Regions from separate parts of the Homo sapiens genome. Here region 1 is linked to region 2. A link is a loop called in an ENCODE intact Hi-C map of the cell type or tissue named here. Cell type or tissue: CD14-positive monocyte. All regions are shown on one strand. Each heading gives the region's core, and the rest is flanking DNA. Links, peaks and the distances in the headings are about the cores only. Region 1 holds the start of LOC105372873 (a long non-coding RNA gene). Region 2 overlaps SRGAP2 (SLIT-ROBO Rho GTPase activating protein 2).

Region 1 (15,431 bases), core at 4,546-12,545, 290 kb after region 2:
CGGGGTCCTGAGGGAATCCCTTCAGGTGACAGCAGAGAGGCAGCAAAGATACATCCAGTTTCCAGAGAGAATCAAGGCAGGGGCTTGGCATAGCATCCCTGCCCACTATTCGGCCTGTGTTGAGTGGCAGGGACAGCGGTAGCAGTATTGGTTCTGGCTGCTCAGCCTCTATGCTTGGTTTTCTGGTTGTGTCTCCTAGAGATTATGCTAATAGCCTTTTAATACAGTGGTCCTTCAACATTTTATGTGCGCACTCCCAAAACAAATGTAATGAAGCTGGCTTTCTAGAGTGTTCAGGTCATTACACAGTAGTTTACAGCTTAGGAACATTTTGTTCTACATAAGTAAATGTTCTACTGTTAAAAATGTAGTTTAATCTATCTTGTGGAAATAAATAGCAAAAGGAAAGGCAGGTGTTGAAGCTCTGGTAAGTGTGCTGATTACAAAAGATACAGTAATTATTATTTAAGTGCATTATTTTCAGTTGAATTCACAACATATCTCCATTGAATTAATCTAAATCTAGTAAGTACATACTTTGAATGACTAAACCCACAAAGTGGTTGATGAGGAACAGCAGGAGAATGTGTCCAAGTAAAAACTGAGTATGGTTTTATGACATCAATAAGCTTTTGGCCAAAATTAATGACAATTTTTTTACAAGTCTAAAGGAGCATTTATGGAAATATAGAATGCCACTACCTACTTTCAATTGCTTTTGCTAACTTGAAGATATAATGTTGATCTGTTGGAAGTAAATGTGTGACCTCACCTTCTCTTTGAAATAATGCAAAATAGGCAGGGCATAGTGGCTCACACCTGTAATCCTAGCATTTTGGGAGGCTAAGGCAGGAGGATTGCTTGCGCCCAGGAGTTTGAGGCCAGGAGTTTGCAACATAGCTAGACCCCATTTCAAAAAAAAATAAAATAAAATACAGTAAAATAAAAATGTAACAATGCAAAATACTCAGCTGACACATGGGTGAACACAAGTGAAATTTTATAGCATGTTGTTATTCTCTGACATGCTTCAGACAAAATTTAAATATCTTAATTCTAAGATGGATAAAAAGACAGGAAGGAAAGGAGGCAGGGAGGTGGATAAGGCACAGAGTCTTGTCATAAGTTTGTCTCCAGGATGGAATGAGCTCTGGTAAGTTCTGTATTTTGTACTGAGCCTCTCTACTTTGCCCTCTCAGAACTCTCCTATAGTAGCAATGCATTATTTGATCATAATTAGGCAATGCAAAAGGCAAGACCCTTCAACAAAATTTGCCATAATTCCTGCCACTTCACTCCTCAATATACATGAATTCAGGATGTCCCCAAATACCTTGTTTCTATATTATGCTGCACCCTTATCAAAAATATAAAGACAAAAACATGTAGCCTTAGTGTAGGATTACAATTTCTTGACTAAAGGAGGCTTCCATATATTGAGTTGTTCTACAATATCATGCTGCAGGTAATTACACCCCAGTGGAATGCCCCATAATTAAATTCAGGAAGCCTTAAACATGTGATAATCATTTATTCATTCATTCATTTTTAATAAAATGGAGAATGGGAATTGTGAAAGAGGAGGTGGAAATGATGAGACAGTATGACACCTTGACCTCACATATGCAATAAGACATATTAATTTTAAGAAACAGGCTGGGCGCAGAGGCTCACGCCTGTAATTCTAGCACTTTGGGAGGCCAAGGTGGGCGGATCATGAGGTCAGGAATTAGAGACAAGCCTGGCCAACATGGTGAAACCCTGTCTCTACTAAAAATACAAAAAAATTAGCTGGGTGTGGTGGCACACGCCTGTAGTCCCAGCTACTCGAGAGGCTGAGGCGGAAGAATTGCTTGAACCCGGGAGGCGGAGGTTGCAGTGAGCTGAGATTGCGCCATTGCACTGCAGCACTCCAGCCTGGGCAATAGAGGGAGACTCCGTCTCGGAAAAAAAAAAAAAAAAAAAGGCTGGGCACGGTGGCTCACACCTGTAATCCCAGCACTTTGGGAGGCCAAGGCAGGCGGATCATGAGGTCAGGAGATCGAGACCATCCTGGCTAACATGGCGAAACCCCGTCTCTACTAAAAAAAAAAAAAAAAATTAGCCGGGCATGGTGGCGGGCGCCTGTAGTCCCAGCTACTCAGGAGGCTGAGGCAGGAGAACGGCGTGAACCCAGGAGGCGGAGCTTGCAGTGAGCCGAGATCACGCTACTGCACTCCAGCCTGGGCAGCAGAGCAAGACGCGGTCTGAAAAAAAAAAAAAAAAAAAAAAAAGAGTACCTTTGGAATTTAGGAAATTGAAAATTGATTCTCTAAAAAATCTAAGATATGGAACCTGTTCTCCAAGGCTGGAAACTGACAATCCATATGTGAAATCTCAATCTCCAAACACAGAACCTGAAGTCCTATATGAACTCTGAACTTTCAGGAACTGATTTAGGTCTTCTTGGTGTTATTTCTCCTTTTCCAAGCATACAATCTGGTCCTCCACATGAGAAGCCACTGTACAGGTCCAGTGGCTGGACCTCCAAGCATTGAACCTAGGCCTCTAAGCATGAAAACTTGCAACACAGGTATAAAATGTATCCCTTTAAACACAGAACCTGTCCCTCCATATATAAAATCTGACTTTCCAAACATGGAATATCTCTCCAGGTGTGAATCCTTCCTTTCCAGGCATAAAATACGACATGTGTGTGTGTGGAACCTGGGCTTCTATATGTGGATCCTGGGCCGCTAGCATGGAATCAGGCCTTCTAGGCATGCCATAAGTTACTGCTTTATGAAACCTCTTTGTCTAAGTTGGATCATGGTCTTCCGTGGGTTGAACCTGAACCGCAAGTCATGGCGTCTGGCCCATCAGGTATGGAACCTGGCCATCTTCCAGGTGTTCCATGACCCTCCGAGTATGGAATCTGTACTTCTAGAGATGAAACATGGAGTTATGAGCATGAAACCTGATTCAAAGAAATGTAATATGGCTCTCCACTTTGGGAACTTGGCCATCTGTGGGTAAAACCTGAATTTCTGAGTAGAAATGTAGCCTTCCAGGCACTGAATTGACTCTCCATTGGTAAAACCATGCCTCCAGGCACAGAATCTGCCACTCTATGTGTGGAATCCCAATATCCAAACATGGAAGTTGGCTCTACAAGCATGAAATCTGGCACTCCATGTATGGAATCTCAATTTCCAGAATGGATTCTGACCCTAAGAGCATGGAACCTGACACCCCATGTAAGGATCTCTATCTCCAAGCATGAAATTTAAACTTTCAGGAATGGAATGGAACACAATATGTGGAATCTCAATCTCCCCATATGGAACATGGCTTAATAAGTATATTGCTTGGCACTCCAGACATTAAGCTTGTGTCTCAGTCATAGAAGTTGGTCGCCCAAGACATGAAACCTGGTGCTCCCCATGCATGGAAGATGGCACTTCATGTATAGAATCCAAGAATATCCAAGACTGGAAACATGCAACAGTCATGGAACTTGGCATTCCATGAAAGAAATCTCAACCTCTGAGCAGGGAATCTGGCCCCAAAAGCATGTAATATGGCATTCCATGTAGGAAAGCTGGAACTGATTTACGTGTTTTAGATGTGAAGTCTACCTTTCCAAGTATATAATGTAGAAATCCATGAGCCCCAACCCTACAGGCATGGAACTTGAACCTCTGGCCATGACACCTAGACTTCTAAGCATAAATACTTGCTCCTTCTATGTAGAATGTGGCCCTTAAAACATGGAACCTGGCCTTCCCACATGGATTCTGAATGTCTAGCCATGAAGAGTCTCCCCAGTTGTGATCTTCCCCAGGCATTACATATGACACTCTAGGATTGAAACCTTTACTTTTAGATATGGAACTTGACCTTTTAGGCATGGAATTAGGACTTCCAGGCATGCCATGGGAGCCTGTGAGAAATCCCTCTCTCCAGGCTTGGAACCTGACCTTCTAGGTTGGAACCCGAATCTCATGGCATGTCACCTGGCCCACCAGGTATGGAATCTAGCCAACTTGACACAAAATCTCACCTTCCAAGTATGGAACTTGGAATTTTAAGTAGGAAACAAGACCTTGCATTCATGAGAACTGATCTGTAGAAGAGGAATCTGGTTCTCCAAGTAAGGAACTTGGCCTAAAATGGGAAAAAATCTGATTTTCTGTGAGCAGAAAGGTAAATATCAAGGTAATTTCAGACTCCACTAATAAAACTGGAACTTAGCACGCCATGTGTAGAATCTCAATCTCTAAGCGTGGAGACTGGCCTTCCAAGTATGAACCTGAATCTTAATGTTCAAGCATGGAACATGACCATACACACAAAGAGACTGGAGCTTCAGATATGGAGCGTGGCACTTCTGTCACAGAATTTGGTTCTCCAAGCACGGAAACTGGTTTACCAGCATGTAATCTGCACAGTAGGTGTGGAACCAGTGCTTTTATGTGTGGATTCAGGCCATGTAGACATGAAATTAGGCTTTAAGCATGGCATGCATTGTAAACTGTGTGAAATTTCTCTCTTTCAGTTTGTAACCTGGCCTGGCCTTCTGTGGAATTTGGGTAGAAACTTAATGTCATCTGGCCTACCAGGTATTGAATCTCACCATCCAGGCCTGGAATCTTACTCTCCAAATATGGAACCCGGACTTCCAAGTATAAAATAAGGATTAGCCATCATGAAACATGTTCTATAGAACCCGAATCATAAGGCAATCATCTGGACCTCCAATTATACAATGTGGTGGGCATTAGGCCTAGAATTTGACATTCCAACTATGGAATCTGTATTTCTAGGCATGAAATATGGCCAAGAAAGTAATGAATCCTGATCTACAGAAGTGGAATCTTACTCTTCATGTTGGGATTTGTATTAGTTAGAATTCCCCAGAGAAACAGAACCAATAGGATATATATTTAAGTCCCAGAGTCCAAAGGCCAGAGAAGCAGAAGCTCCAGTGTCTAAGGGCAGGAGAAAATGGATGTTCCAGCTCAATAAGAGAGAGCAACTTTGTCTTTTCTTAACCTTTGTGTTCTATTGGGCCGTTGTGGATTGGACGATGCCCACCCACATTGATGACAATGGTCTTCTTTACTCAGTCTATCAATTTAAATGTTAACCTCTTCCAGAAATGCCCTCACAGATACACCCAGAAATAATGTTTTACCAGCTATCTGGGCATTCCTTAGCTCAGTCAAGTTGACACATAAAATTAACTATTGCAAGAACTTTACCATCTATAGGTAAAACCTGTCTTGCAGAGTGTGGAAATGTAAACTTCCAAGCTATTACTTCATCCTCCATTTGTAAAACTCTACCTCCAGGTATAGAACCTGGCACACCATGACTGTAATCTCAACCTCCAAGGATGGATCCTGACTATACAAGCATGGAACCTAGCAATCCATATTCAGAATCAAAATCTCAAAGCATGGAAAATCGTAATAGGCTGAAACCTGAAATTGCACAGACAGAACTTGTGTGCCATTCACAGAAGTTGGATTTCCTTGCATGGAATCTGTTATGCCAGGCATAGAACTAGGGACTCCATATGGAATCACAATATCCATGCATAAAATCTGGCCCTACAAGCATGGGACATGGCACTCTATGTGTGGAATCTCAATCTTCAACATGGAACAGACCCACAAGCATAAAACCTAACATTTCATATTTGGAATCTCAGTGTTGAGCATGGAACATGACCTTAAAAGTGTGGAATCTGGCACTCCAGTCATGACACCTGGCATGTTTATTATAGATCTTGGCTTTCCAAGATCAGGAACCTCATTTCCCATACAGGGAAACTGGCAGTCCATGTACGGAAACTCAATCTCCAAAAATTGAACCTGGCCCTAGTAGCACAGAACTGGGACTCAATGGATTAAATCTCTAACTCTAAGCATGGAACATGGCTTCACAAGTGTGTGACCTGTCACCCCAGACATGAAACCTAGAGTTTCAGTTGTAGAAGTTTGCTCACTAAAACATGAAGCTTGGCCTCCAAACCATGAACCTGGCACCAGCTGTTTGGAATCTCAACTCTAACATGGAACATGGTCATACAAGTATGGAACCCAGGAATCCATGTATGATACTTCAATATCTAGGTATGGAATTTGGCCCTACAAGCATAGAATCTGGCACCGCATGTATGGATTTCAATAATCATCTAACCTTGCAGTTCATACATGGAATCTGGTACTGCATTTATGGAATTTCAATCTCCAAGCATAGAATCTATATACTTAAAGCATGAAACTTGGCCCTATGAGCATTCAACATGGCACCCCATGTGTGGAATCTCAATCTTCTAGTATAACGTGGCCTTATAAATGTGGAATCTGGCATTCCAGGCATGAAACCTTGGGTTTTAGTCATAGAAGTTGGCTCTCCAAGCCTTAAAAACCTATTTCCCCAGGCATGGAACCTGGCAATGCATGAATGAACTCTCAGTCTCTGAGTGTGAAACTTGAACTACTAATGCTGAAATTGGTACTTACTGTATAAGAACCTCAATACTCAACCACGGGACCTGGCCCTAAAAGCAAGTAACTTAGCATTATATGTATGGAATCTCAAAACTCCATCCATGAAAACTGGCCTTACCGTCATGGAATCTTGCACTCCATGTATGAAACCTAGACTTGCAGGCATTTCATTAATTGGGACGTCCATATAAGCCCCACCCCTACAAACACGGAAACTGGTACTGTGTATATGAATTCTCAATCTCCAAATATGGAACATACCCTTACAAGTGTGGAATCTGTCACTCTAGCTAAAACTCCGGGCATGGAAACTGGCATTTGAGTCACAGAAGCCAACTCTACATGCATGGAACCTGGTCTCCCAGATACGGAATCTGGCACTCTGTGTATGGAATATCAATCCCCAGCCATTGAACCTGACCATATAAACATGGAACCTGTACTCCATTTATGAAACATGGACTTTCAGAGATATATTTAGCTCTCCTAGGTGTAAATCCTGCCTTTTTATGCATATATATTCTGCTCTTCCGCATAAAACCTGGCTCTATAAACATGGAAATTGGGTTTCCAATTATGAAACCTGACTTTCCAGGGTTGGAAAGTAGCTCCTGATGTGAATCCTGCCTCTCTAGGTATAAAACCTGATTCTTTAGTTGTGGAATCTGGGCTTCTATATGTACGCCTTGGTGATCTAGGTATTGAATTAGACCTTTTGAGCATAACATGAGTATGAAATCTCTCTCTCCAAACTTGGAACCTGCCTTGTGAGGGTGGAACCGGAACCTCCTGAAATGCCATCTAGCCCACAAGTAAAAAAATTCAGGGTAGTGTTAAGTGACTTTTCCAAGGTTAAACAATTGATTTTCTATGGAGCTGGGGCTGGAATCCAGGTCTCCTGATTCTCAGCCAGTGCTCACTATAGAGATGGTTGTTCTGCTTATCTTTCTTGTTAATGGTGTAGCCAGGGAAAAGAGAACTAGACAGGTGGACAGGAGTCAGAACATGCAAAGTCTGTTGACAGCATTGCCCTGACTGTCCTGTCTGCCTCTATTGCCCTTAGACAGATGGCCCAATCCCACTGAACTTTACCACCCCCTTTTTCATGCAAAGGGGGAGTCAGACAAGATGGTTGCTGAGACCAGTTCCAGCCCTGGCATTCTGTTCTCTACCTCTATGTTATGCTTCTCTTTATTAAGAGCCTCTTCTTGTCTTTGAGCAGCGTGAGACTGAATTGGTCTGGGGCATACCGAGCCATCTAAGCAAGGAGCAACCAGGAGATTAGCTTTGATCCTGCCCTGACCCCCTCCTCCCTCCTGTGGTTTCCTTCATTATTTCAGCTGTTGCCCAAGGAAGAGATTTTTATATTTGGTTGAAGTGTCCCATTCAACCCAGAAAATCAAATACCATTTTAAAAGATCCTGACTTTGGAAGTTAGCCTCACAGCTGCCTGGGGTGCCTCACGATCCCTCTCTATTCAAAAGCCTGTTCTTGTTTTCCATTTTACAGCTCATGTCCTGGTCTCTTCTTTCTGCTTGGGTGGGGTTGGCTGCCTAAGGGACTCAGGTCCTATTGCCACTTGGATCTAAGCAGGGGAGGCTGTTAGGGCCAGGGGAGGGAATCAGACTAACCAAAGAGTCGGGGGAGTTTTTAGGGCATCTCCTGTCCTTTTGCCTGAGGGTAACCACTCCCCCCTCCGCCCCGCTCCCTGCACCCTGCCCCCAGATGGAGTCTCTCTGTCTCCCAGGCTAGAGTGCGGTGGCACGATCTTGGCTAACTGCAAGCTCTGCCTCCCGGGTTCATGCCATTCTCCTGCCTCAGCCTCCCGAGTAGCGAGACTACAGGCGCCCGCCACCACACCCAGCTAATTTTTTGTGTTTTTAGTAGTGACGGGGTTTCACCGTGTTAGCCAGGATGCTCTCGATCTCCTGACCTCGTGATCTGTCCGCCTCGGCCTCCCAAACTGCTGGGTTTACAGGCAAGAGCCACCGCGTTTTAACTCTTTGTCCTTCATATGCCCGAAACATAAACTTCTAGTGCTTTTTCTTCACTTACCAATTTTGGACATTATCTATTTATTTTCCGCAATGGTAGGTAACTCTTTCACACACTGACGCTTCTCAGCTCTTCTCTTCCATCTTCCTAATATAATGTCTAGGCTTTTATGACCCTGAACTACTGTTGACCCCAGAATAAGTATGCACTATGCCATGATTACATTTCTTTTCCTCTCTAGCTTTTCTCTGCCCCTAGTTTCAACATTTCTTTCTTTTTCCTCATACTATTTGCCTTGATCCTTGCCACATTCTTTTCTTTCCAAACCTCCATCATCTCGCCTATGTTATCTGCCACCTTTCTTCCCAGAGATCTTGTACACAGAGTCCTTTGTAGAAGCAACACATTCATTTGTTTAGAAATAGACATGGAGTGCCCACTGATAGCCAGACCTGCTTCAGTTAATTTATTAAGTCATTAAGTCATTGCTTTCAATAACCATATGCTGAGTGCCAGGCATGAATAATACAGAGATAAATAAAATATAACCTTTGTGCCCAAGTAGCTACCCTGTCTCTTTCCCTCACCTAGGTCAGGATCTCTCTTGTTCCTGGCATCTAGCCCAGTACTTAGCACATGGGTTGCCCTTAGTAAATATTTATTGTTGAGAACATTATTGGACTCATTTTTCAGGCCCATCTTCACTCATCTCCCCTGAATGTTGCTTAAATAGGGACGATCCTGGTGTCATCCCTATTTAAACCCAGTGCACAGCGATTTCATCTCAGAGGTGCTCAGTGCAGGCTTCAGGTTCTCTTCTGCCTTAGCCCTGTTATTGCATGGGATGCAATCCTGCCCCACTTCCACCCCGAGATAAGGTTTCTTGAGCTGCATCCTCTGGCACAAAATCCTTCCTATCCCCAAGGGAGGCAATGTATGGGTCCTAGGATAGCATTGAGAACAGGGGCCTAGGCATCTGCTCTGATGTCCTCATCCTCTAAGCCTAAGGCAGTACTAGCCCTCCTCCAAGTCTCCGTTTCCCTGGCAGCCCTGCACTTCCTCCCCATTTCTGTTTCCCTGGCTGTAAAACTCTGAAGCAAGGCCTGCCCTTCTTTCCTTCCCCTGCATGCAGTTTAGGACCAGGTGGAGGTTCTTAGCTGTGAAAGGCCTCATGAGGACTATTAATGTACTCTTTAGGAGGATTTTGTTTCAGCTCAAATGCATTCTGCAAGGATTTCACAGTGACAAAGAGTTCGTGTATGTGTTGCAAGACAGCTCCCTTCTCTTGTCCTGAGGGAGTTTGCACCTGCTTACTCAGGACAGGCTTTTCCACAGACCGTCCTCCATGCTGTCCTCCCACCTCAGGTGTCTGGTTACTGCCAGAACCATTTATTCCGACCCTCCATCTGGCCAACAGATTAAAAATCCCCCACAATGCAAAGGGCGACTGCAGATGGCCGTGCACCTGGGAGTCCCGAATCCCTGGGCTGCAGGACCTGGAGTTGGACTTCCCTGCTTGGCTGACAGCCTTGGAACCTCCAGTTCATCTAACAGGGAACTGTAAAGCCAGCCCCTCATTAGAACAGCCTGCAGCCCAAGTCCACACTGAAAAGAGGTGGAGGTGCTAAACTGATGCCTGTAACTTAATATCTGGTGAGTTCGCCCACGCAGTGCACAAGAGACGTGCACTCAGCCACCGTATGTGACTGGCACTCACAGTTCTTCTCCCGAAAGCTACAGCCGCACACGGTGTACCCCATGCAGCCCTTCTCAGCAACCCTTGGGAGACATTCTCATGACTCGTCACCATCTGAATCCCTCGCTCTCATCTGTCTTTGGTGAAGAACCTGGGTTCAGAGGCTTCCAATCTCTTTTCCACATGGCAGCCTTAAAAATGTATATACTTTCAAATATAAAATGAAAACAGAAATGTTCTCCCTCAGTGCTTGCCAGTGCACTTAGAATATGACTTCAGCTGGTTCCCATGGTCTAGGAGGGATGTGGCCCTGTCCACCCCACCCATGACCTTGTCTCAGGTCGCCCTGCCCAGCTCTCTGCCTCCAGGAGCACTCCCCTCCCGACCGACAGTTCTGAGAACTTTTTCTCTTCCTTGGAGTGCTTTTCTCTCCATACGCAGGATGGCTGGCCTTCATTTTTCTGGTTTTGGCTTAAATGTCATCTTGGAGACATCCTCAATGACATCTCTGTCCAGAATAGTTCTCCCCATACCCTTATTCCCCTAGATCCCTAGGTCCCTGCTCTTTTTTTTTCCAGGGCTCTTATCTCAATTTTTAATTGTATATTATTTTTCGTTGACTTGTTTTTCTTGTGTTTTCCCTGAAACAGTAAGCTCCTTGAGGAAGGGATCATATATAGTCTAACCAGACAGCCTCTGTCATAGTGCATGGCACATAGTAGTTGCTCAACAAGTACATGTTGAATGTCAAATGAACAAATGTCAGGAAACAAATGTCAATCGAGTCATTTCCTGAATTCAGTGCCTTTTAGGGCAGTGGTCTCAGACTTTGTTGCACATTAGAATTACCTGGAAAGGTTGAAAAATACCTCCATAGCTATTAAATCAAAACCTCTAAGGGGTGAGATCAAAGCACCCATTTTTTAAAAAGTCTTCAGGTGATTCCAATGTGCAGCTAAGAACCCAGTGTTTAGAGCAGTGGTTCTTACATGTAGTCCTGGACGAGCAGTATCAGCCTCATGTGGGGACTCATTAGAAATGCACATTCTTTGGTCCTACCCAGATCTACTGAGTCAGAAATTCTAGTCAAGCCACTTTCCTGCGCCCTCCAAGGGATTCTGAGGCAGGCTAAAGTTCGATAATCACTGCTTTAAAGAAGGGGTCGTGCTGTCTCTACTCTTCGCCTTGTCATTTTTTGTTGGCATCAGCAATAGGAAAATGGGACACTCTTTAGCAGGATGACCACTGTCCCAGTTTGTGGGGGACTGTCCCTGTTTTACTGAAAGTTTCACATCCCAGGAAATCCCTCATTCCCCAGCAACCAAGACAGTTGGTCCCCCTACTATTTAGAACTCTTTTGATCGAAATACCAGATCCACCGGACAAGTTGAGTAAGTGTGATAAGTGCATTAGTAGGTTTTAAAATGTTAATGTGATCTAATATCCCTGTGATGGCTCCTCTGAGTGCTGGGGGATAGCTGTGTGGCCATCAGGTATGCCTGGTCACCATGGCTCCCACTTCAGATGTCTGCAGAAAGCAAACATTGCTATGCCTTGCTCAGGTCCACCTCACTTAGTGCTATACATGGATAATTTGGTTTTGTTTTTCAAAGGAGGGCACCACAGTGTTATAAAACAATTCTCAGAGACTCCCACTACCACCTTTGTAGTCGCATAAATGACTTAGAAGAAAGTGAAAATAAAGCTGTCTATTTTTTGTACAGGCAAAAAAATGATAACATCATTCACAGGTTGCAAAGGCCTCATCTGAGAGCAGCAGGAACTTATTTTTTTTTTTTCTCTCTCTCTCTCTTCAAAATGTATTTACTTTTAGATTTTCCAGTTAGGTGGGTATGCTACAGGAAAGCCCAGAAATGTGGCTTCGGATTAAAATTGCAAACCTGGATCTACCTAGATTTCTTTCCAAACCAATGTTTACAAATGAATTTAAAACCTAAATGCCCAAGGGAGTCAAAGAAAGAATTCCAAGTTCCTTTTAACTCAAAGGTTGGATTCAAGGTGAGTTTAAGCTTTCTGATGGTGACAGCCAGGATTATTTGGAGGTGATTTATGACTGAGGGAGAAAATGATGACCTGCCTAATTCTCTGCCCCCCAGAAAACCAGTCTCTCAGCCAAGACCACTTAAACAGATGAAATGGAAGAGTTCCCTGACCCCCCCTCGCAGGATGTGTGATTGGGGGTGGCTCATATGTTCAGCCGCTGGGTGCTCAAACCCCTTACAGGAAGGGGAGCATGCAGACAGTCAGGTGCAGGAGTCAGGGTGAGCGCTTTTTGGGCTCCAGCCCCATGGTTGTGTCTATGGGTGGGTGTCTGCAACTCCCAAAGCCCAAGTGGGCGTGTGTTACAGTGCTCTCTTTTAGCCTTGCTGTCCAGGGATGGCTTAAGTGTTAGACAGCTCAGTAGACACTCTTGGTACCCAGGTCTTTGTCCGGTGTCCAGGAAGAATCAGGTCACACACAGATTTGAAGGATGAATGCAGGGGTTTTATTGAGTGGTGGAGGTGGCTCTCAGTAGGATGGATGCGGAGTTAGAAGGGGGATGGAGTGGGAAGATGATCTTTCCCTGGAATTTGAATGTCCAGTGGCGGATCTCCTCTCTAGATGCCCCCAGCTGAATTCCTCTTGATGTTCAGACATTCCTTTCCTTCCCTCTGCCGCATTGCTCTGCCCTTCTTCTGCTTTTCTGTTTGTTTCCTCATCTCCCTGTGAAGACTGGGGTTTATCAACTTTGGGGCATGAAAACAGGAATGCCTGTTCCCGTTTAGGGCCATGGATTTCCAGGCTTGAGGGTGGGGACTTTGCCAGGGAACTACCCTCTTCTACCCAGTATTTTCCTTTCTCCTGTCTATATCACAAACACATTGGCAAGTTCAACCTGGTCCAAACTCTGGCCTTACCCTCCTTCAGAAAAGGAAAGGTGAGAACATTTGATTCAGTTTCAGGTCAGTCTTGTTGGCGAATCCTGACCATTGGAGTGGGTCAGCATTCATCAAGTGTCTGTGTTGGTGGTTGCAGATGCTGCATCTGATGAAATTCTCGCAGGAATTCTGGGAGTAGTGCACAACCAGTGTGAACACCTCCACTTGACAGGTGAGAAGACCGAGGCTCAGAGAAGTCCTTTGACTTGAATGAGATCACATATCTAGCATTCAGCAAAAGTAGGATTGGAGTCTGATGTCCTGACTTCCAGTTCAGTGCCAACGGACAGCTATCTTAATTCCAGCAATCAGATTCTGGAATATTTCCTTGTTACTACCACCATCACCACTCTTACTATTACCTCTACTCCTGTTAATTCCTCCCCCATTACCATTACATTTGCAATGACTATTTTAGTATTTACTATGAACCAGGCATAGTCCTAAACCCTATTCACACATAGTCTCATTTATTCCTCTCAACAGCCTCATTTCATAGGGATGTGGACTGAGACTTAGAGAGGTTAAGTAACTTGCCTGATCAAGCTGAGGTTTGAGCCTCGGTCCATTTGGCTGTGAAGGCTGAGCTCTAAAATAGCTATCACATAGTGCGCTCCTCACCAAATGCCATGCCTGAATCTCCTCTCTGTTTCTCAAGGTTGAATTCCTGCCTGGGTTATTTGTCTGGGTTATTTGTCCCTGGAATTCTGGACCTGCTTGGTTTCTCCCATTCCTTCAGGACATTCTCGTCTCTGACTCTGATTAGATCCCTGCTGCCCTCAGCTCATGACCACAACCTCTCCTTCACTAGGGGTCCTGTTAGCTAAACCACTCATTATCTATAGCTGCCAGAATTCTCTCCTTTGGGTAAAATTTCTACCTTCTCAGTTAAAATTTTTCCCTACCTGCTACTAGTGGTTTCTTTTGAGATGTATCCCCCTTTACCTAACAGCAAGTACTATCTACTACTAGCATCTTCCTTATTTCTCATAATGCAGAATGAAGACAGCCCCAAGTCTCCTTACCCCACTCTGATAGGGGTACTCAACCTCCAGGTCTGTGGTCTCCAATTACACCATTTCCCTTTCACAAAGGTCTAGAACAATTTATTCTTTTTTTTTTTCTAGTTCTTCTTGAGCTAGATTTATTTATTTATTTATTTTTTAAAAAATTAAAAAAATTTTTGTGGGTACATAGTAGGTGTACATATTTATGGGGTACATGAGATGTTTTGATACAGGCATGCAATGTGAAGTAAGCACATCATGGGGAATAGGGTATTCTTTCCCTCAACCATTATCCTTTGAGTTACAATCCAATTACACTCTTTAATTTATCTTAAAATGTACAATTAAACACTTTATCCTTAACTTCTCAGGAAAAGAGTTGGGAGGACCATCATTCATATGTTTACATGGAGTGGTAATTTTGTGAATGTTCGTTTGTATGTCTGTCATTCTATCAGGAAAAAGCCTGCTGGGCACGTGCATTCTCTACTGTCTCTCCATTCAAGAAACAGGGAGGAGCTGTCTCCCTGGGAGGGCTTGGGGACCCTCTCCCCTTTCCTCCAAACACCCAACTACTTATCTGAGGGGAAGCAAGTAAACTAGTAATTACAATAACTGTGCTAAGTTTTATCCATGGTCTTCACCCAATTGTGTGGATTCAGAGAAGAAAGGGTCGAACCCTGCCTGAATAGTTAAGGGAAGGCATCATGGAGGAGGTGACATTTGAGTTTTGAGTTTTGAGGAGTGGGCAAGAGTTCTTAGTGTTTTAAGATTTCTCTGTGTTGAGATTTTGCTATCAATTTATAGCTTTTCACATTTACTAAAAATTCCACCCAACCCAGCCCTTCGAACTTTATTCAATAAGTTCTATGGACAAATGTTAGCTGGTACGGAGATCGCAAAAGAATGTAAGATATGATCACGACCTTTCAGGAGCTTACAGTTTTTTTGCCAGCATACCTACATATGTAAGAGTTACATAACTTTTCAAGATCATTGGTTTGTTAAGTCCTTGAATAGGAACTGTGGCTATCTTGTTCACTGCCCTGTCTCTGATTCCTGAATATTGTACCTGGGATTCAGTAAGTCCTCATTAAAATCTGACCAAGTATAGGAATGAATGATAAATGCTTAGTGAGTGGGGAAGATTTGATTTGGACCTGAAAGGCAGGGTCATGTTTGGATAAACAGAGGGAAAAGCATACACTATCTTGCCTTCCTTCATGTTTTTTGCATGCAGGTTGGTGTCACCAACTACATTACATGGACCATATTTTATGCATCTTTTATAGCC
Region 2 (15,431 bases), core at 5,086-13,085:
TGGAGGTATGCACCTGTAATCCCAGCTACTCGGGAGACTGAGGCAGGAGAATCGCTTGAACCTGGGAGGCAGAGGTTGCCGTAAGCAGAGATTGTGCCATTGCACTCCAGCTTGGGGGACAAGAGCAAAACTCCATCTCAAAAACAAACAAACAAAAACAAACAAACAACAACAAAATAAAAACAAAGAAATACCTAAAATGGATAACATTAGTAACAACTCTCTGCTTTAAAATTTTTGGTGTCGACTTGTAGTCACTCATGCCATGTCCTCAAAGAGTTCTACTGTATTTCTACAGTTTCAGTTCATATTATTAGTGAATTCTCCTAACTGATTTGAACTCATCTTTTGTGCTTCATAAAAAGGTTCAGCATTGTGGTTAGGAACAGAGGCTTTTTGGGGCGCCAGGATTGGTGTTGGGAAACTTACTTTTTAGCATGCACTTTTCTGGATTTTTAACTTTTTAATGATATGCAATTACCTCTCCAGAGGGCCCCTGCTAAGCTGTACTTGGATTCCAGACCCACAGAAACTGAGATATTAGCTTTTTTGGTTCCTTGAGATTGACAATGTGTCCAATCCAAGAACAAACAGTAGCCAGAAATAAAGTACACATACATCCAGGACTCACAGCAATGAAGAAAAAGGGTCCTGATGGTCTGGGCCCAGGCAGAGTCTGCATCGGGAGCTACCTGCCAACTATTGCTACCCCTGTCCGGAAGTGCACACCTGTCAGCTGCTGTCTTCCTGTGGAGGTGGTCTGCTTTATCATTTGTGTCTTGCATTCTATTTATTATTTTAGAAAACACTTTATTAATGCTGCATTTTTTTAATGTTAACACTTTGATGAGCAAATCAATCTCGTTTCAATCAGAAAAAAACCCAATAAAAGCAAAACAAAATGAATAATTTGAATTGGTGCAATTCCTATGCTGTCTTCAATAGTGGCTGCCATCTCTGCAAGCAGCAACCCTGCATGGATGCTTATTCTATTGTTTCTCCCCACTGTACTGTCACATATAGTCCCCCAGCCCTCCCTGTTTTCCCCTCATCCCCATTTGCTCACCACTGTCATGCTCCCAGCTCTGGGGGCACAGACGAGGCTCATGTTGAGGGCAGGTATTGGTCTCTGAGGGGAGACAATGACTGGTAGCCCTGAAGGGACTAACTCGAGAGTAATTAGCAGAGTTTCCAGGCTGCACATGAACACGCTGTGTGACTCACTGGGGTGTTCAACCCAAAGGCAGTGGTGGTGCTGAGTCAGGGCCTGGCCAATGAATAGAGCAGACACAACCGCATGGAAGAGACAAGATGGGGAACAAGGACCCTCTGTAGCTCTGAAGGGCCAGCAAGGGGGCTACATGATAGTGTGGGTGCCCCAGAAAAGGTCTCAAGCTGGGGCCACTAACCCAGATACCTATAAGGCCAGGTTGACCACAAACTTGGAAGCAAGCTGACACTTATGAAATGGTCTCTAAAGTTGTATTCCTTTTAAGCAGAGACTAACCTTGTAGAAGGCTCCTCATTTTCACAAAGAAATATGTGCAAAAACACCTGGGTCCCTTGGTTTACCTTTTGTTTCCCCTACTCTGATAGATTCATGGATCCAGAGAAACATTTTTGTTCTCTATGAAAACCACAAAACAAGAGTGATGATAAATAGCAACTGAATTCAGCCTCAGGATTGGGGGACAACGGGGAGGGCTGGGGACTGTGGTGAATTGGGGAGTGCCTGCCCCATCTAGGGAGTACAGCCCTTACTCCACAGGGAATTGCTGCCACCAGGGACTGCAGAGTCAGTATCACCAGATCTAATAATTTTTCAAAAGAAGCTAGAAATCTAGGTTTTTAAAAAGTGAAATTTCCCCAAATGTAAGTATGATTTCATTGTTCTCAAGACACAATAGACACCTGAAGAGAACACATCTTCGGCTTTATCTGGCTCTCAGGGTGCCCATTTATAACCTTTGGTCTAGGCTGTTGAGGGCGAAACTGCAGCAAAACCAAAGTGAAAAGACAGAGGTGCCTCAGAGGGGAAGAATCACATGTCCTTGCTTGGTGCCTTTCCTGTCATGTGGGGACTCCAAAGCTTGCTCCACACAAGGACATGCTGCTTGGACGAGAAGAAATGCCCCATCCACACCCGCGGCCCCCTCTGCTCCTCAGACCTTTGTTGTAGACACATCCGTTCCCTGGGTGATTAGCTAAATACCACCAGTACATGGGCAACTCCTGCACTGGCAGCTCCACTCCTGGTTTCTCCCTTAAGGGTTGGATTCCTAGGTCCAATTGTTCAAAATCTCCACTTGGACATCTCACAAGTGCCTCAAATGACCATGACCACATCAACACATTGTCTTGATTCCTTTCTCCACACCTTGTCTTCTCCAACTCCATAAATGACCACCCTATGTCCCTGTCGCTCATGCCAACAATTTAGGATTTCTCTCTCCATATTCTATGTATAATCCATGGGCAAATCCTGTTAATGCTATGTTCAAAATGTATCACAAACCTGACCCCTCCTCACCGCTCTCCAGACTCAGCCACTAACACCTCTGGCCAGACCAGATGGTAACCTTGGGATAGGGTCTCCCTGTTTCTCTTCATGACCCTTTCCAGTAACTTCTCCACAAAGCAGTTGGCAGTTTTTAAAAAAATAAAATACACAAATCAGATAGTAACATGCCGGGTGCGGTGGCTCACGCCTGTAATCCCAGCACTTTGGGAGGCTGAGGTGGGCACATCACGAGGTCAAGAGATGGTGACCATCTTGGCCAACGTGGTGAAACCCCATGTCTACTAAAAATACAAAAATTAGCTGGGCGTGGTGGCATGCGCCTGGGTCCCAGCTACTCAGGAGGCTGAGGCAGGAGAATCGCTTGAACCTAGGAGGCAGAGGTTGCAGTAAGCCAAGATCGCTCCACTGTACTCCAGCCTGGAGACAGAGCAAGACTCCGTCTCAAAAAAAAAAAAAGAAAATCTTCTAATTGCTTCCCAAATCCAAATCCAAACTCGCTATTACCATGACTCTGGGGTTTTAAATGGCCCCGTGGCACTCTTTTCTCCTCCTCTGGGCTGCTGCTTGTACACTGTCTTCTCAGGCAGGCCTCTGCTGTCCACCTCAACTACAGTGCTTCTCCCTCCTTTCATTCAGACCCCTTTACTCTTTCCCCTCTCTTTACTCTTTTTTATTTTTCTTCTAAGCACTTATTCTACCTGATATATCTGTTATTGGCTGTTTCCTTCCCTGGAACAGGAGCTAAATTATATCAAGGCTTTCATCTTTTATTTAACGATGTATTAAATAAGTCTAGCACTGTGGCTAGCACACAGTAGGTGCTCAATAAATATTTTGTTGGGATGGATGAATAGGCATAGGTCCATAGAGGAACTTCCAGTGCCCAAGCCAAAGCCTGATCCAGCTGTTCACTGGGAAGGCTACTCACTGATTGAGGAAGGCAAAGAGGTATCTCATGATAATCAGAGTGGTTTTGGGCAGGACTAGGAGGACTTTCCGGATGTGCAGAGCTCTCTCCTGCAGGTTGTCCATTGCTGAAAAGAAGAAAGCCATGTGTTATCCTCCACTATGACTGGGATCCCAGGCAGTAATGATCAGAAGTCCCTACTACCAGCAGGGGCAACACGGACAGCATCAGATCAAGCCCACGCACAGCACTGGTGCAGTGACAGGAGTGTCATCCCTGTTGCTCCTTGGAGTAGGGCTGTTAGAAGAGGGCACCTGCTGGGCTCCAGACATTTACCATTGCCGGATGTAAGGTGTATACTTCTTGGGCACAGGGAACTGTGCCAAATCCAAATCCAAACTCGTTATTACACATTATTAATATTAAACTGAACTAGGGTTGTTGTAATCTCATTGTTATTAATAACAAGTTTGGATTTGGATTTGGGCACAGGAAATGGGGTTAGAAATGTTCCCCACAGGATCTACCACCCTCTTATTCAAACAACCACTGACAGGGAGCTGCCGCCAACCTGCTGTAACTGCTCAACACAAAGCCTCAAAGGGCCTACTTCTCGGTGGGAAGAGAGGCTGTGCAAGAGGCCTGTCCTGCTCACTCCACACATGCCATCTCATCCTCTGGACAAGTGTGGCTTATCTTCTCCCTCCCTTATCTGCACTATGAATGAGTAAAAAGTGGCCTGAGGCAAGAGGTAGCAGGCCCCTGGGTATGTAGTGATATTGGGAAGGAGACCTGAAAGGTTTTCTTGTGCTGTGGAGAGGTTAATTATAGGTCAATTACAGGTCCTCCATCATAGGCAGCCTCTCACTTCCACAGTGTGCCATGTAAACACTGCCATTTTCTATGAGTGCCTTTATATGAAAAAGAGATGGGAAGTACTGGATTAGGAAGAAGAGTGTATCTCTAGGGAAGAACTGGGCAGCCAAGGGATATTGAACTGTCTTGGCAACCCCAGTTCAGCTTAAGATACTTCACCTAGGCCCAGTCCCGGAAAAAGACAAAGACATGACCCAAGGGAATCACATTCTTAATCACCCACATAACTCACTTCCACTAGACTCCCACAAACAGAAGTCAACAAAACAAACCAGAGAGCCAGCTTCCCAAATGCCCTGGGCATTTCTCAGGATAACAGAGAGGGACAAGTACTCAGGGCAGATACTGAGTGAAACTGGAAACTCAGCAGGTATGAAGATCTGGTCAACCTAGGAAGAAGGATCTTTTCTCCATTCAAAGGTACCACTCCCTCCAGCCTCTGGAGCCATCAGTCAGACAGGGCCTGCTTCCAGGCTGACCTGTATTAATCCAAGTTTCCATTGATTGTTTTCCCTGGCAAACAAATGAGAGGGTGTTCCAGTACCACAAGCTAAACCAAATGGCTAGGAATAGCTTTTCAAGACCCAAATTTTAGAGTAAGAGGCAGAGAACTCCTAAGAGGATAAAGCAGAGAATATACCTTTCTCTTTGGGAAAATATCCTATTACTACTTTTAAATGTGCAGAGGGCTTTTGTTCCTAGAACACATATTAATACATTTAGCAGGTAAGCCATGTCTTGTTTAATGCAACAAGCATGAAATATTTGCAACGCTTATGCTTTTCCCCCTTGTACCATGAAAAGCACAAGCACTAATGTATAAGCTTCAAATACATAATTGAAAATAAAGGTATTTTACTAAAAAAAGATAAAGCCCAGAGATGAATCAGAAGAAAAAAAAAAAGGCCAGGAGTACTGACTTGGGGGGTCCTAGATTCTTACTGAAAAGTCTTTCCTCCTCCCCTCCCACCAGGGGATGAAGGAGTGAGGCTGAGGAGAAATTTCACTGGGGAAAAGAAAAACTTCATTGAAAAGCTTATGAGAACACACAGACCCTGTGGAAACTTTTTCTCTCTTGCTACCGGTGCTGTAGCCCAGAAGCCAATCTGAAGCCAGAATGGTACTTACTGACGCAGGCCATCAGGTCATGAAAGATGTCCTTGGGGAAGAGAGGGTGTTCCAGCCCCCGGAAGTAAAGCTTCAGGACACCAGCTATGGAATCCATGTCATGGTCGTTCTGGTCCCCAGCCAGGGGGTCCTCTCCTGAGGATAAGCAACCCCCACGAAAAGGAAAGAGAGTGAGAGAGGCAAAAACACACAGGACGAACGTGGGGAAGGGGTGAACCATGCATGTCCTGGTCCCAATCCATCAGCTTTCTGCCCGGCATGGTGGCCATGAGTGGGACAGACCAGGGAACAGATAAAGCAAAGACTGCTCCATTTCAGGGGCTCCAGGACCAAAGCACGGCAGATGAGTCCACCAATATAAACTCTCTTGTGCCAGCCTGGCTCAGGGACATTCCCTATGGGCTGAGGATGGGACACAGCAACTGTATCTCACAAGAATCATGAAACCAGGCTGGGACTGAGCCCCTGCGGGGAGAAAAATGAGGCCAAGGAGGCCAGCTCCTGAGACTGGCTCTCACGTCTCCTGGCCTGCAACCAAGAACACCTACTTACAGAACAATCATGCCAGAGCTCCCTATGGAAAATTTCATATCAGATGTAATTAGATTTAATGATAGGGCCAACCTCAAATTGACACTATATATATCCATTACAGTGACGGAAATTGCCAAAGCTTGCCCATTACCTTAATAGCCCACAAAATAATAAATGGGCTACAATGAACAAGCGCATTAGCCTTGATATTAACTGCTACCAAGGGTTCCGGATGAAGCCATAAACCGCCCAGATATCATAGTTAACTTCTTGGGTTTTGGCAGATCATCGGCGTGAAAGAGGCAGGATGGGTAGGGCTACGAAAGAAGAAGGAAACTGGGATGTGCCCTGGTATTTCTCTGCATATCTACAGGGGAATGTGTACAAGACAGCAGGTACCCCCTGAAGAGACAGGGAAGTTGGCTTCCTGACCTCTGGGGACCTCTTAGAGAAGAAAGGGTGGAGCCAATACCCCAGGGGGCTGGCAAATATTTGGTTTTATCTTCAAGACTGTTTCCTTACCTCTCTCAAAGGCATTTTTGATGTCATTCACTTCCACCTGGGATCCTGACACCCGGAAAATTCCTTCATGCTGTAGTCCTGGAAATACACAGAAAAGTGATCAAGAAGAAGAAAAAGCAAATTCACAAGCATAGTGCCAAGCTTAGTTGAATATCTGTCTCCCCCAGCCAGCATGTATTTAAGCACGCTGTCTCTCTTCTTTAGGCCAAAGGAGAAAAACATGTGCAAGGATGTTGGAAAAGTCACTGGAATAATTTCGAGGCATTCATTTTCACTAGAAAGCACCAAGTTAGAGACTCCTTTGACTCCAAGGGCGACTATGAGGCAGATTCCTTCCCTTGTTTTGCCTCTCTTTTCCCATCTGTAAAGCAAAGAAGTGACCCATTGGTACTTTTTTAAATCATCTAGGGTCAAGAATAGAAAAATGTACTCAGGAAGCTGAGGCAGCAGGACTGCTTGAGGCCAGGAGTTTGTGACCAGCCTGGGCAACATGAGACCCTGTCTCTAAAAAATGTTTTAAAGTAGCCAGGCACAGTGCTTATAGCATGCCTGTAGTCCCAGCTACTCAGGAGGCTCAGGTAGGAGGTTCACTTGAACCTGGAAGTTAGAAGCTACAATGAGCTATGATCACACCACTGCCCTCCAGCCTGGGTGACAGAGTGGACTCTATCTCAAAGAAAAAAAAAAAAAAGAATGGGAAATAGGTCAAGGCATTAGTTCTCATCAGAGGAGTTTCATAAGGTCTGAGATTATAATATTGCTTTAGCTGTTTTAACACGGTTTGATTGTTCAAGGGGGCAATGCTTTCAATACTCATGAAAAAGAGAGAACATGAAACTATAAGTCAGGAGCATCCAATCTTTTGGCTTCCCTGGACCACATTGGAAGAAAAATTGTCTTGGGCCACACATAAAATATTCTAATGATAGCTGATGATAAAAAAAAAATCCCCCCAAAATCTCGTAATATTGTAAGAAAGTTTACGAATTTGTGCTGCAGCCCATGGGCCACAGGTTGAACAAGCTTGCTATGAAGTGATCAGTCAACAGATAGTATTGCCAGACATTGTGCTAGGCACTGGTTCCTGACTACAGCTTTACTCTAAAGACAAACATGCATGAATGTTATACTACGATAATGTGCACAAGAATTTCTTGGTTTTGTTAGAGAAAAAAATCATGAAAAAAATGCTGGCATAGTGACTGCTGCTAATCAATGCTTTCACAGAAATAAATTACTTGGTCCTCAGAAATAATAATGTCACAACAAGGTAAAGGTTGGCAACAATCTCATTCTCTGGATGAGGGGATTGATGAGTGATAGTCAGCCTTAAGTTATACAGGAAGTAAGAACCAGGGCCATGACTCAAACTCAGGCCTTGTGGCTGCAATCATACTCAGTCCTCAACACCAGGCTTCTGGAGTCTACTGGAGTGCAAGTGCAGAGGCTGGAACCACATTGGTCAGTCTGAGCATGGACATGGCTTTACAGACAGCACCACACACACAACTGCAAAACGGGTGAGAAATCCAGCAAGTGTGTCATCAGTGCCAGCCCCAGGGGTTGGACTGGACTAGCATCTCTGATTGCATCAGGACCGCTCAGCTTTTCTCAGGATCCCTGGGTCTCAATCTTAAGCATTCTGTCAAAATCCCTCTGTTACGGCACAATCCTTCAAAAACCTTGACATGCTGGAGAAATCTCAAATTTTATTTTAGGAAAACAAAATGGACTAATGCTACATTTTGCCCACTGTTTGAGGGTTTCTCAGTGAGGAGGCAGATGAATTCTATCAGTTAGACCTTTGGAGGTAAACCACATAGGCCGGGACTGATATTTTGAATCCAACTGAAACAACATTAAAAAGTAAGCAGAGGAAATATAGTTACCTGGCTTGTAATAGGCCTTAAGTTGTCTGCTCCTATAAAGGAATCTCCAGAATATTCCTCACAGAGTGGCAGGCAATGTTAAAACCTCATTAGTACCAGTGTAATAGGACTATAATACTAGTTACAAATGGGATGTAAAAGCCAGATAATGTTGTTTAAAGATAGTATGTAAACAACAAGTGCTTTGAGAGAAACAGCCACATGTCACAACATGGTATAAGCAAATGTCATCTCGGAAACCAGGCTACTCACTATGTTCTAGTTGGTGAAGCCATTGCACAAATTCTTGAAAGAGCGTCATCATCTTGATACTTTTTGGTAGGTTAGGACACCAAGGAAAAGCAGCCTTGGCCTGGGGGTCCAGGACAAGAAGAAATGAGAGGAGAGCTCATTGGAAATCAGGCAGCAGGCCTGGAACACATGGAGCTCTCTTTAGGTCTGGTCTCTGTTTCCTCCTGAGAACTTATGTTTTGGAGGGACTACTATGTGTTCTTGCTCAACAGACAGAATCTCTAGATTCTAGAAGCAGAAACATTAATAAGTGGCTGGTTTCCAGAAAGTAAAGGGAAAAACCAGTTGGCTTTTTATTATAATGCAGGCGAATCCTTACATAACCAAAGTGACACATCCATGATCTTTTAAATTTTTTCTCAGTTCACATGAACATGAAAGTATAAAACTCATCAGACTTGGACTAAGCTATTTGGAAATGGCACAAAACCTTCCATTGTGCACGGGATCCAACCATTGCCAAAAGTTGTTCTCCTGGAGAATTCTTCAAATGATTTCTACAGCAGCCATCTCATGTTCACGTTATCTTGCTCCCTTCCTCATGAAAATGGCGGTTTGTTTTTTTGTTTTTTTCCATCATGATTCAGTTTCAATTGTTCCTCAAATCGCTTCTCTTCCTTTAAGCCTTCCTGAATCACCCTCACCCACCACTGAGCTTTCTCATCTATATAATGGGGACTATAATGTCTACCTCCCATGGGATTTGAGGATAGTTAGGATGTGAAAATCCCCAGCATTCAGTGGGCCACAGACTCTTTCAAGACTGACACAGGTTATGAGCTCTATCCTCATTAGATGCCTATACACAAAAATTTTTACTATGGTTTTTTAGGGAGTTCATGAGCACCTTAAGCCCCTATTTGGGAAAAATCAATTTAGTGGAACAGATGTTTTTTGAGCAGCTACTATGTGCTCAATTGTTAAAAAATCCACAATATATTTGCTTGATCCTAGAATATATATAAAATACTTTTAGAATTGCTAATCCATATTTGTGTGATAAAAAATTACTAATTACTGTAAAATATTTGTTTAGAGATCTTTTTATCTTCAGATTTATATTACAGTCAAGACAAATTACTTAGGTTATTTTCTTCCTCATTCTCTTCATTGTGGTTACGTTATTCACTTGTAATACAGTTAGGTTTATATGTTACTGTCTGCATTCCATTTTGGGTTGTACCCATACTCTGCCTTTATTTATTTATTTATCTTTTTTTTTTTTTTGAGACAGGGTCTCACCCTATCACTCAGGCTGGAGTGCAGTGGTGTGGTCTCATCACAACCTCCATCTCCTGGGTTTGAGTGATTCTTGTGCCTCAGCCTCCCGAGTAGATGGGATTACAGGTGCCCAACACCACACCCAGCTAATTTTTTTGTATTTTTAGTAGAGACAGGGTTTCGCCATGTTGGCCAGGCTGGTCTTGAACTCCTGGCCTCAAGTGATCTGCCCACCTCAGCCTCCCAAAGTGCTTGGATTACAGGCATGAGCCACCATGCTTGGCTTGTTTATTTATCTTTTGAGTACAGGAAACACTAATGTTGTTCTAAAAGTCAAAACTACACTAAGGTAAGAGAAATGCCACTCCTTACCATTTCCCATTGCCCCATTCTTTTCACGTTTTTTCCATCCATCCCCTATAAGTAACCAATTAAATATTAGTTCCTAGATTCATCCTTCCTGCATTTCTTTTTGCAGAAATGAGAAGATACGTGGATATTCTTATATCTTCTTCTCTCTTATATAAAAGGTAATGAAATGCAAAAGAATATCTATATATATAGTCCCTGACTTGCAATAGTTTGACTTATGATTTTTTGACTTTATGATGGTACCAAAATGATATGCATTCAGGAGAAATACTTCCAATGTTGATCTTTTCTTGTGCTAGCAAAATATAGTACGATATTCTCTTATAATGCTTGGCGGCAACAAAGAGCCACAGCTCCCAGTCAGCCACGTGATTACCAGGGTAAACAACACATACTCTACAGTGTATAGTGTTGCCAGATGATTTTGCACAACTGTAGGCCAATGTACATGTTCTGAGCACATTTAAGGCAGGCTAGGCTAAGCTCTGATGTTCCCTAGGCTAGGTATATTGAGTACATTTTCAACTTACTATGGATTTATGCGTACGTAACCCCATTAGAGGCCGAGGAGCATCTGTAGTATTCTACATGATATAGACTCTTTCACATTTTGTTTTTTTCACTTAACAACATATCCTGGGAATCTCTCCATATTAGTTCAAGGAAATCTTACTCATTCTTATATAGTACTCCATTGAATGAATGTCCCATAGTTTCTTCAACCACTCCTCTATGTATGGGCATTTAGGTTGTTTCTAATACTTTGCAACTACAAACAATGCTGTCACAAATAACCTTGTGCGCATGCATTTTTGTATTGTTGGAGATGTAACTTCATGGCAAATTTCTAGAATTCCTAGGATCTGCTGGATCGTAAGTGCATATGAAGTTTTGTTAGATACTGCCAAATTCCCTTCCAAAGAGTTGTATCAGTTTGCATTCCCATTAGTAACATATAAATGTGCCTGTTTCCCCAGAGCTTCACCACAGTAATGGTGAAGCACTCACGCACTGTGGCTGTAAGGGGCAGAAACAGGTACATTCATGCCACAATATCTGGAACCTGCCCACTTTTCAGCAAATACCACAGCTAACACCCTGGTCTAGGCCGCCATCATGTCTTCCTCAGGCTACTGCAGTTGCTTCCTGTCTCCTTCTTACAGTCTTAGCTCCATAGAGCATCAGGGATCCTTTAAAAAGATGACTCCCTGTTCAAAATTCTCCAGTGGCTTCCCATCTTCCTCAGAATAAAATCCAATCCTAGCACATGAGGCCCTAAGAGTCTGGCTTCCAGCTTCATCTCCTGCCGCTTCCTTTTTCATTTGCTCTGCTCCAGCTACGCTGGCTTCCTGCATATGGCAAGGATCTCTGCACTTGTTCCCGCTCCCCAAGATACTCTTCCCCAGATATCCACAAGGCTTACTCCCTCACAACTCTGCCCTAATGTCACTTTAGGAGAGGCCTTTTCCCTGAACCAGCTTCAAACAGTGTTCCCTCTTCCTTCTCCATCCCCTCACCCTGCTTTACTTTTCTTCATGACATTCACCAATACCTGACATACTGTATTTACTGGCTGATCAATTGGTCATTTGCTTATCCACCTTTCAGTGGAATGTAAGGTTTATGAAGGCAGAAACTTTTTGTTGGGATATAATAAGCAACTAATATGTATTCGTTCAATGAATGAAATGTATGCTAATGAACAGTGGCTCAGACTTTCTTCTTCCTATTGTCTCTTAGGCACAAATAATTCATCCTCCCCTGAACTCCGTTTGGACTTTTCTTTGCAAACTGTTTGACTGTTAATCATTACTATCTTGTGAAATTTCTTATACTCTATTCTGAATTACCACAGCTTATCCCTTTTTATTTAACTTATCACTTGCTTACTTATTTCTCCCAACTGCATCACAAAACCACTTAAAGACAGGAAGAGTATATTATTCCTGTTTCTGTTTTCCTGCATGGCAATGCATGGTACCCAGCATTGATCAGGGACTTGATAAATTTGTTGACTGTTCAATACTGATATACAATGCTGTTACTTTAAATGAATAGGGATAAAATTTAAAAATTATAGCTGATTAGAATGAGATCAATTGTAACCATGCTATAATAATTACTATTCCAAAAATGAACCTGAGCAATGTCCCAGTTTACAGGGAGAGAAAAAGACAAGGAGAGGGAGAGAGAATAGCTGCCTCTGAATTTAGACAAGCAATATTTTATCTACCTCCTTAGCTCCAGAAAGGTCACTCTGCCCCTTTTCCTATCACAGAAAGAACAGCATCTAAAAACAATTTCTGATGCTCAGTTCCTAGAAATTTTCATAGCACTAGTTCTGTCCTTTATAAACACTCTAATCCCTGGGAAATCAATTCTCTGGCAATTATTTCGATCGCTAAATTCTGTCCAATGAGACCAGTAGCTGGTGAGGAATGGTGTTTATAAGATTCAGCTTCATCCAAGTAGAAGAGAGTATGATTTCACCTAGGCTGAGAAGCAGCCTGCCTCTGCAGATTCTCAAAAGTTGGATACAACTTTAAGACCAGCTACTAACTCAGCCCTTGGCCATGCTGTATCCAGTGAGACCAAACCAGAACAAAAACTGATTATTAGGAATCACTGCAACATTGGGAAAGGAGTTGTTTTCAAACTAGTCTGGTACAGAAAGTGACAAAATGGTCAGGCTGTACAGTGGGAGATACCCACACTTGCAAAGACTGTGAGTAATGGTGAAACTACTGTTACCACATAATAGCAGCTGTATTTACATAACAGCTGCAATTTCAAACTTACTCTCAAGCTAAAAAAATGCTGCGTGATAAGTGGCTGAGGCATTTTGTGTCAAAATATATGATGCATTTCTTTCAATGTCTAGGTGTGGCTATTTTGAGGTAGCAAAAGTTATGTGGACAAGTAAGAATTTATTCCTTTTCTGAGAATGCCAGGATGGGAAGTCAATCTCTATTCTTACTCTACAAAGAATTCCTGGAAGTTCTTCCCAATCTTTGCACAAATATGGACAAGGCTGTCATCCTGCTTACCGTGTCTGCTGATAAACCGGATACAGCTTTCCACCACCAGAGGAATTGCCTGGCTGGAGTCCTGAAAAGCCAAAGGGAAACACAACATTAGAATATTCAAACAGGGATAGCCCAGGGTCAGAGAAAACGGGCCAAACCGTGCAGAACTGTCTTAGCGGATCACCAGCCGGTCTACAAAGAAGCACCTGGCCTGTCCTCCAAGTTCCAGAGCACAAAAATACAACCACCCACATGGAATGCTACACAGATGCCTTAAAGTTAGCATGTCCTAAACAAAACTGATCATCTTCTGCCCCAAACCAGTTTCTCACCACCTTCTCCACCACCTAATTAATTAATATTCTGTCATGTCTGCCTTCTAAATATCTCTCAAATCCATTCGCTTCTCTCTATCTCAACTGCCCCCAACCTAGTTCAATCCACCAATACCTCAATTCCCATCCTTGCCATCTTCTGACCCGCATTTCTCTTCCTTCACATAGTAATTAGGTAATCTTAAAAGGGCACATTTCATTATTTAAACTCTTTCAAAGACCTCTCATTACTCTCTTACACGGCCTTGCATGCCAGGAATACTGCCTGTGCCTCCAGTTCCACTGCCTGTTCTTTCCCCTAGCTTCTGCTACAGCTATGCTGGCCACGTTTCTGTTCTGCAAAGTCCTCCTTTGCCTCGTGGCTTTGCATGAGCTGCTCCTGCTGGGGGTATGTTCTCCTCAACCCTGACTGTGACTCCAATGTGTGGATGTGAATATTTGTTGGCACTTGTCACCACTACAGCTCAAACTTCACAAGAGCAGATCCTATGTCAATTCCTGGGTGTCCAGGGTTGGCCATGATGCTCTCACATAAGAGGTGCTCAATTATTCTCAGTTGAAGGTAGCAGAATGAACCAATGGGAGCTTCAGAAAGAGGGTTTGTTTGGTATAAAGGTAAGATAGAAAAGAAAAACTAACTCTAAATAGTGGGGACTAACAGGTACTAAGCAAAGAAGCAGGCCTCCCAGATGTCAATCTTTGCTCTGTTGTTTTGCTTCACAGTCTGGCTCATGTCACTGAACTTTTTTGGGCCTCAATTTGCCTTCTACAGACTGGGGAGGGGACTGGAGGCAAGGAGAGTAATATTTCCTATTAACACATGAACATTAGTGCCTACCATTTATAGAGGAATTTAAAGAGGTGTGAGGCCATGTACTAAGTCCTTTAGATGGACTAGTGCTGGTAACAATCCTATGGAGTACATATTATTATTATTATACTCATTAAAATGAAAAAGTGAGGCCAGGTGCGGTCGCTCACACCTGTAATCCCAGCACTTTGAGAGGCCGAGGCCAGCAGATCACTTGAGATCAAGAGTGTGAGACCAGCCTGGGCAACAGACTCTGTCTCTACTAAAAATAGCCTGGCATGGTGTTGCACACCTGTGGTCCCAGCTACTTGCGAGGCTGAGGTGGGAGGACTGCTTGAGCCCAGAGGACAGAGGTTGCACTGAGCCAAGATCAAGCCACTGCACTCCAGCCTGGGTGATGGAGCGGGACCCTGTCTCAAAAAAGAAAAAGAAAAGAAAAATGAAGAAATGAAGGCTTAGTGAGGTTAAGTAGCTGCTATGGTCACACAGCTGGCAAGTGGCAAAACCAGGATTCAAACCCAGGCAATCTCCCTCGGAGACCTAACACTTTGCCACTACCCATACTGCACCCTAGGCATTCAGCAAACATTGCCAGGTGTGCATACCAAGTATTACTCAAAACTAGTAGGGTTTTATTTTATATATACAATTTCTTTTTCTTTTTTTTTTTTTTTTTTGAGACAGAGTCTCAATCAGTCGCCCAGGCCAGACAGAGTGCAGTGGTGCGATCTCAGGTCACTGCAAGCTCTGCCTCCCAGGTTCATGCCTTTCTCCTGCCTCAGCTTCCCGAGTAGCTGGGAATACAGGCACCTGCCACTATGCCCAGCTAATTTTTTTGTATTTTTAGTAGAGACAGGGTTTCATTGTGTTAGCCAGGACGGTCTCGATCTCCTGACCTCGTGATCCGCCTGTCTCGGCCTCCCAAAGTGCTGCGATTACAGGCGTGAGTCACCACGCCCGGCCTATTTTATATTTTAAATTAATTTATTGTTTTTAGA

The links. Hi-C counts contacts between places; a loop is a spot of excess contacts. Peaks named below come from ENCODE experiments on the same cell type or tissue, not always from the same donor. Only the 100,000 strongest peaks of a DNase experiment are listed, where the experiment ranks them.
Region 1: a loop joins it to region 2, with 2.5 times the contacts of the local background. A loop is called at or near these places in 1 of 110 quality-filtered maps.

The regions. Positions count from the first base shown.
Region 1 is chr1:206,138,464-206,153,894 of GRCh38, reverse strand. LOC105372873 (a long non-coding RNA gene) reads right to left here and starts at 6,731. Exons shown (of 2, transcript XR_922477.2): 1 at 6,619-6,731. In CD14-positive monocyte, for the core only: no CTCF peak of the experiment used is centred there; no DNase peak of the experiment used is centred there.
Region 2 is chr1:206,428,100-206,443,530 of GRCh38, reverse strand. SRGAP2 (SLIT-ROBO Rho GTPase activating protein 2) reads right to left here. Exons shown (of 23, transcript NM_015326.5): 14 at 13,309-13,369; 15 at 6,489-6,566; 16 at 5,433-5,567; 17 at 3,450-3,555. Among named protein-coding and RNA genes, the nearest start is that of IKBKE, 35 kb to the left of the region's middle. In CD14-positive monocyte, for the core only: no CTCF peak of the experiment used is centred there; no DNase peak of the experiment used is centred there; H3K27ac peaks cover 1,454 bases.